Regions from separate parts of the Homo sapiens genome. Here region 2 is linked to region 1. A link is a loop called in an ENCODE intact Hi-C map of the cell type or tissue named here. Cell type or tissue: PC-9. All regions are shown on one strand.

Region 1 (2,500 bases):
CTTTATTTATCGCACTTGTGTGAATATTCATGTTTCGCTGCAGAAATGCAAATGAGCTCGATGGTCGGCTGCTGCCCCAAGCCCTGCTGGGAGGTTATATAACCTACTGCAGGTGTGTGCCCCATATTATCTTTCCAAGTCCCAGCTGTTCTGTATTCCGAAGCGCATCTGGGCACGGAACGGGGGATTGCGGGCCTGCCCCGGCCCAACCGACTTGCCCGTCTCCCAGGAGTCTGGGGTCAGATGAGAGGGTGGATGTGAAAGTCAGGCGTCTGCTTCCCTTTGAGGGTGCTTCCAGCATTTCAGTTCCTTTTTTTAAAGAACTCTTGATGGGTTTGTTTCAGAAAGACGTCCGGTTAAGTGAGGTTGTTTTTTTCCCCCTCTTCAGAGTCCAGTTGTGTTCATCTGGGAAATCGAAAATAGAGCACGTTTTAAAAACAGGTCTTACATCCTCAGAACACTCTAGGCGACCCTGACATTTTGAACTTTAGGAACTTTTCAGAGAGGGGCAGCCCGAGGGGAAAAAAAGATGCTCAGAACCGTTCTGCCATCTGCCACCGGCCGTGTGATGATCTAGGGGCAGTTCTTTTCCTCTCTTAGGGTCTCGGTTTGTTCTTTAGCCCAAAGGGAGGGGTTGGACAGATGACCTCTGATCCTCGGGAGCCTCTGATTTCTTTCGCTGTACCTGATGTCATTACCATGAACACTGATGCCCACTATGTGCCAGGACTGAGTCCGGGATGCCCAGACGAAGGAGACACGCCTCCGTAGGCCCGCTGCTGGGTGTTCCCTCCGCCCGACTCGTTACAATGCAGAGCTCAGGTTTTGAGACTAGGGAAAGGGGAACTGGATTCTGCTGGGTCACCTGCCAGCTGCTGACAGCCACTTAACTTACACGCGAGGACGTTCCCCCAGGCCCAGCGTCCTCTGGTGTAAGCACAATACTTAAGGATTAGGGTTGTGAGCCTTAAACGAGGTAAGGCTTCGAAGCGCTTGACAGCAGCAGGGGGTCCACCCAGGCTGTCTGGGTAGTCCTGGTTTGGCTTCCCTGGGTCTCCGCCGCCTTCACTCAGGCTTCTGCAGCGGTAGCCCGCCGCCTTGTGGCCAGGGTGGGGAACGGCACCCGGCGGGCGGGGCTGGGCACTGCCACTCTGTCCTAGTGACGGTGGGAGGGTGCCTGCCCATCTGAGCAGAGCCCCTGGAGGTGGGGGAATGGCCTTGCTCTTTGAACCTCGCATCTGGCCCAGGGTCTGGCTCAAACAGAGTGCACAGAGAGTGTGTGTTGAGAAGCGCAGAGGTGCGGCAGCCCTTTACCTATGAGCCAGGGCTCTGTAGGTCTGCAAGGGCCAACACCCCAGGCCCCAGGACCAAAGAGGAAGGAGACTGCCCAGGTCCTGACATCTCCTGAGAAGACAGATCACCCCGGCTGCCAGGGCGCCTGCCAGGTGGCCCCTCTGCCCATCCTTCCTCCAGCTCCCAGCAGGTTCCCAGTTGCAGTGGCATATGGAGGGAGGGGCACCGATGATAGGGGTAGGGGACTTACCCAGGGGGGGAATCTAGGACATTGGCCAGAGACAGGCAGCTCTCTGGCCCCACTTGTGACCTCCACAAGTCGCTTTGCATCTCTGGTCCTGTTTCCTCCCCTGTGCGATGTGTGCAATAATACCACGTTCCCTGCCACAGAGCTTTATTCAAGAGGCAGCTGTGGGTCTCCCTGGTGCTCCACCCCCAACAAAGTCCAGGGTAGGGAGTTGGCCCTGCCCCCGCAAGGGAACCCCATCCCTGCTCTTAGTTGTCCCAGGCAGAGTTTCCCCACCATGATCCTCCAGGCCCATTCACTCCTTCATTAGGCATCAACTAGCTGAATACCTGCCAAGCCCTGGTGAGCCTTCGGATCTGGAGAGGACTGAGGCACAGCCACGATCCTGGGGGACTCACCCTCTTGGATAGGAGGCCAGCAAGAGAAGACATGGGGCCGGGGCTCAGAGTGGAGCATAGGGTTGAGAGTGGGTGCCCACCCGGGCAGGGCCTCGTGGGCCCTTGCCAGGAATGTGCACATTATCCTGCAGCCGCTGTGAGGCTTTTAGCAGAGACAGGAATGGGATTGAGAAAAAAATCCCTGTGGCCAGGGCTTCAAGAATGGCTGAAGCTCTTGGTGGTCTCGTGGGCATGTGTGGAAACAGAGGTTTGGGAGATGGATGGGCAGGGTCTGGGGGCCGAGGGAGGTGGGAGGGAAATCAGGTTGAGTTCTAGATTCCCAGCTGGCACTCGTGGGCAGACAGTGGTGCTGCTTCCTGACGGGGGGATGACTTGGGGAGGAGCAGAGTGGAAAAAAGATGGGGCCCACCTGGATTTAGGTGCCAAAGGGAAGAGAAGCATGAGAGTGCTGGCTCAGAGGCCAAGAAGTGTCCAGAAGAAGGACGCACAGGAAGGTCATGTGAGAGAAAGGCCGTATAACACTTACCCTAAGTGACCACTAGACGCTCAGCTGGTCAGGGGG
Region 2 (2,500 bases), 150 kb after region 1:
AGCCTGGCCAACCAAGGGAGACCTTGTCTCAAAAAAAAAAAAAAAAAGTTCAGCATGGAAAGGCCTTCAGGAGGCAGAGTAGCTGGCAGCTCTGGAGTCAGGCTTGCCCGAGTAAAAGCGCTGCTGTGATCTCTTATACCCAGTGACCTTGGGCAAATTACTTGCCCAGGCTTCAGCTTCTTCATCTATAAAATGGGGATAATGATCCCACCAGCTTACAGGCTATTGTAAGATCTGAATAACTAATGCTTAGAAAGGGCTTTACCGGTGCCTGGGAAATGATAAGTGGGCATTAGATCTTAGTTCTCATGAATATCCTCATCGCAGTCCAGCCCCCTCATTTTACGGATGAGGAACACGGAAGTTCAGAGAGGAGGGGTGGCCAGACGGGCAGCCAGCTTGGCCTGGAAGGCTGGGCTGCTTTCTCCTCTGGCACCGACTTCTAAAGCACCTTGTATTTTGAAGTATCTCCTCCCACCTCTTTGGTCTGGGTGGTTGGAAATATTTTTAGCATGGACGGGACACTCTAAGAGGACTTACAGATTTCTGCAAAGTTAAAGCCAAGTTTCCCCAACTCTTTTGGATCACAGCCCTGTTAATATCTCAGTCATTGTTTCAGGGCAACCCAGGCCAAAACAAATACCCAACAGTTCTGTTTATGAAGCAGTGAGGTCGAATAATAAGTCTTTATCCTAACAACTTAGTAGCCATTTGAAAAGCGTGACATAAGTTGAAAGAAAAAGGGTCCTTCCATTTCCAAACCGCCAGATTATTAACGGGATGTATGCCTTGTTGCACATCTCAACCCTTGAAATCAGATAGGACACCACCACCTTCATATCCCACATTTTCTCCTTGAAGTACTTTTAATCACAGTGACCTGCAAAAACATAGCTTCATAGAGATACATTATCAAAGGGAATGTCACGTGCGTGATCGTACTTTGAAGCTGAACTGTCTCGAGCGAGTAGTTCACGCGGTGTCCTGCAGATACTGCGGTGGCCGTTTCCCTCAAATGTCAGATATCCATTTGGCGCCCTTCTGAGTTATCTGCAGTGCCCCGGGGTGCCTCAGCTCAGTTTGGGGGTGGTTAGGCTGAAGACATTTGCTAACAAGTCCTGTTGTTGAATTAGTTCCAACTCAGGTTCAGAGGCTTTTTAGAGCTGGAAACACTGGCAGAGTCAAAGTTCATGGGAGGTGATTAACCAAACCAGATATTAGGGAACCAGAAGGGCGACATTTTCCACTGATAGGCAAAAGTCCAAAAACCCCACAGTGTCAGGGCTGTTTGCCAAGTCAGCAAGTCTGTGAAGATCGCTTCCAAGCTGGTTCTGTTACTGCCAGCGCCCCCTGGCGATGCTACTCAAGGCTTACTTGAGAACCATCAGCAGCTAGGAAGGAGGACAAGTCTACTAAGCGGGGAGGGGGGAGGAATAGCATTAGGAGATATACCTAATGCTAAATGACAAGTTAATGGGTGCAGCACACCAACATGGCACATGTATACATATGTAACAAACCTGCACATTGTGCACATGTACCCTAAAACTTAAAGTATAATAATAAATAAAATTAAAAAAAAGAAGAAGAAGCCTAAGAGGCCGTGCGCAGTGGCTCACGCCTGTAATCCCAGCACTTTGGGAGGCTGAGGTGGGCGGATCATGAGGCCAGGAGTTCAAGACCAGCCTGGCCAACGTGGTGAAACTCTGTCTCTACTAAAAATACAAAAATTAGCTGGATGTGGTGGCACGTGCCTGTAATCCCAGCTACTCAGGAGGCTGAGGCACAAGAATCGCTTGAACCCAGGAGGCGGAGGTTGCAGTGAGCTGAGATATCACACCACTGCACTCCAGCCTGGTGACAGAGCGAGACTCTGTCTCAAAAAAAAAAAAAAAAAAAAAAAGAAGTCTAAGAGGCCGGGCACAGTGGCTCACGCCTGTAATCCCAGCACTTTGGGAGGCCAAGGTAGGCGGATCACCTGAGGTCAGGAGTTTAAGACCAGCCTGACCAACATGGTGAAACCCTGCCTCTACTAAAAATATGAAAAATTAGCTGTGCATAGTGGCAGGTGCCTGTAATCCCAGCTACTGGGGAGGCTGAGGCAGGAGAATTGCTTGAACCCAGGAGGCGGAGGTTGTAATTAGCTGAGATTGCGCCACTGCACTCCAGCCTGGGCGACACAGCGAGACTCTGTCTCAAAAAAAAAAAAGGTCTAAGTCAGTCTAAGTATCAGCTTCTCTGATGTGAGCTGGAGGAATTGGGGAGCTAGCACTTCCTGAGTGCCCACTGGTTGCCAGGCCTGGTGTCAGTTACCATCCTTCCAAATCCTTGCTCTACCCAGGAGCAGATACCACCGTCCCTGCTGTTTGCATGTGGAAATATGTGGATGGGAAGTCTGCTGCCTTGTTTTAAAAGGCGGAGCCAGGATCTAAGCCCAAGATGTTTATATCCAAGGCCTATTTCCTCCCACCAAGTTGCTGGTCCCTGCAGAAAGGAGTGG

The links. A loop is a pair of places that touch in the nucleus more often than their neighbours do. Peaks named below come from ENCODE experiments on the same cell type or tissue, not always from the same donor. Only the 100,000 strongest peaks of a DNase experiment are listed, where the experiment ranks them.
Region 2: it touches region 1 in a loop (4-fold over the local background); 2 of 110 quality-filtered maps call a loop at or near these places.

The regions. Positions count from the first base shown.
Region 1 is chr17:45,426,834-45,429,333 of GRCh38, reverse strand. The region is part of intron 4 of ARHGAP27 (Rho GTPase activating protein 27); the gene reads left to right. LOC124904016 (a long non-coding RNA gene) reads right to left here and starts at 771. Exons shown (of 2, transcript XR_007065825.1): 1 at 686-771; 2 at 1-405. In PC-9, CTCF peaks have their summits at 896 (motif pointing left) and 1,101 (motif pointing left); a DNase peak (open chromatin) is centred at 1,053.
Region 2 is chr17:45,276,227-45,278,726 of GRCh38, reverse strand. All of the region lies in intron 6 of MAP3K14 (mitogen-activated protein kinase kinase kinase 14), which reads left to right. Among named protein-coding and RNA genes, the nearest start is that of SPATA32, 15 kb to the right of the region's middle. In PC-9, a CTCF peak has its summit at 1,351 (motif pointing left); a DNase peak (open chromatin) is centred at 1,226; H3K27ac peaks cover 1,017 bases.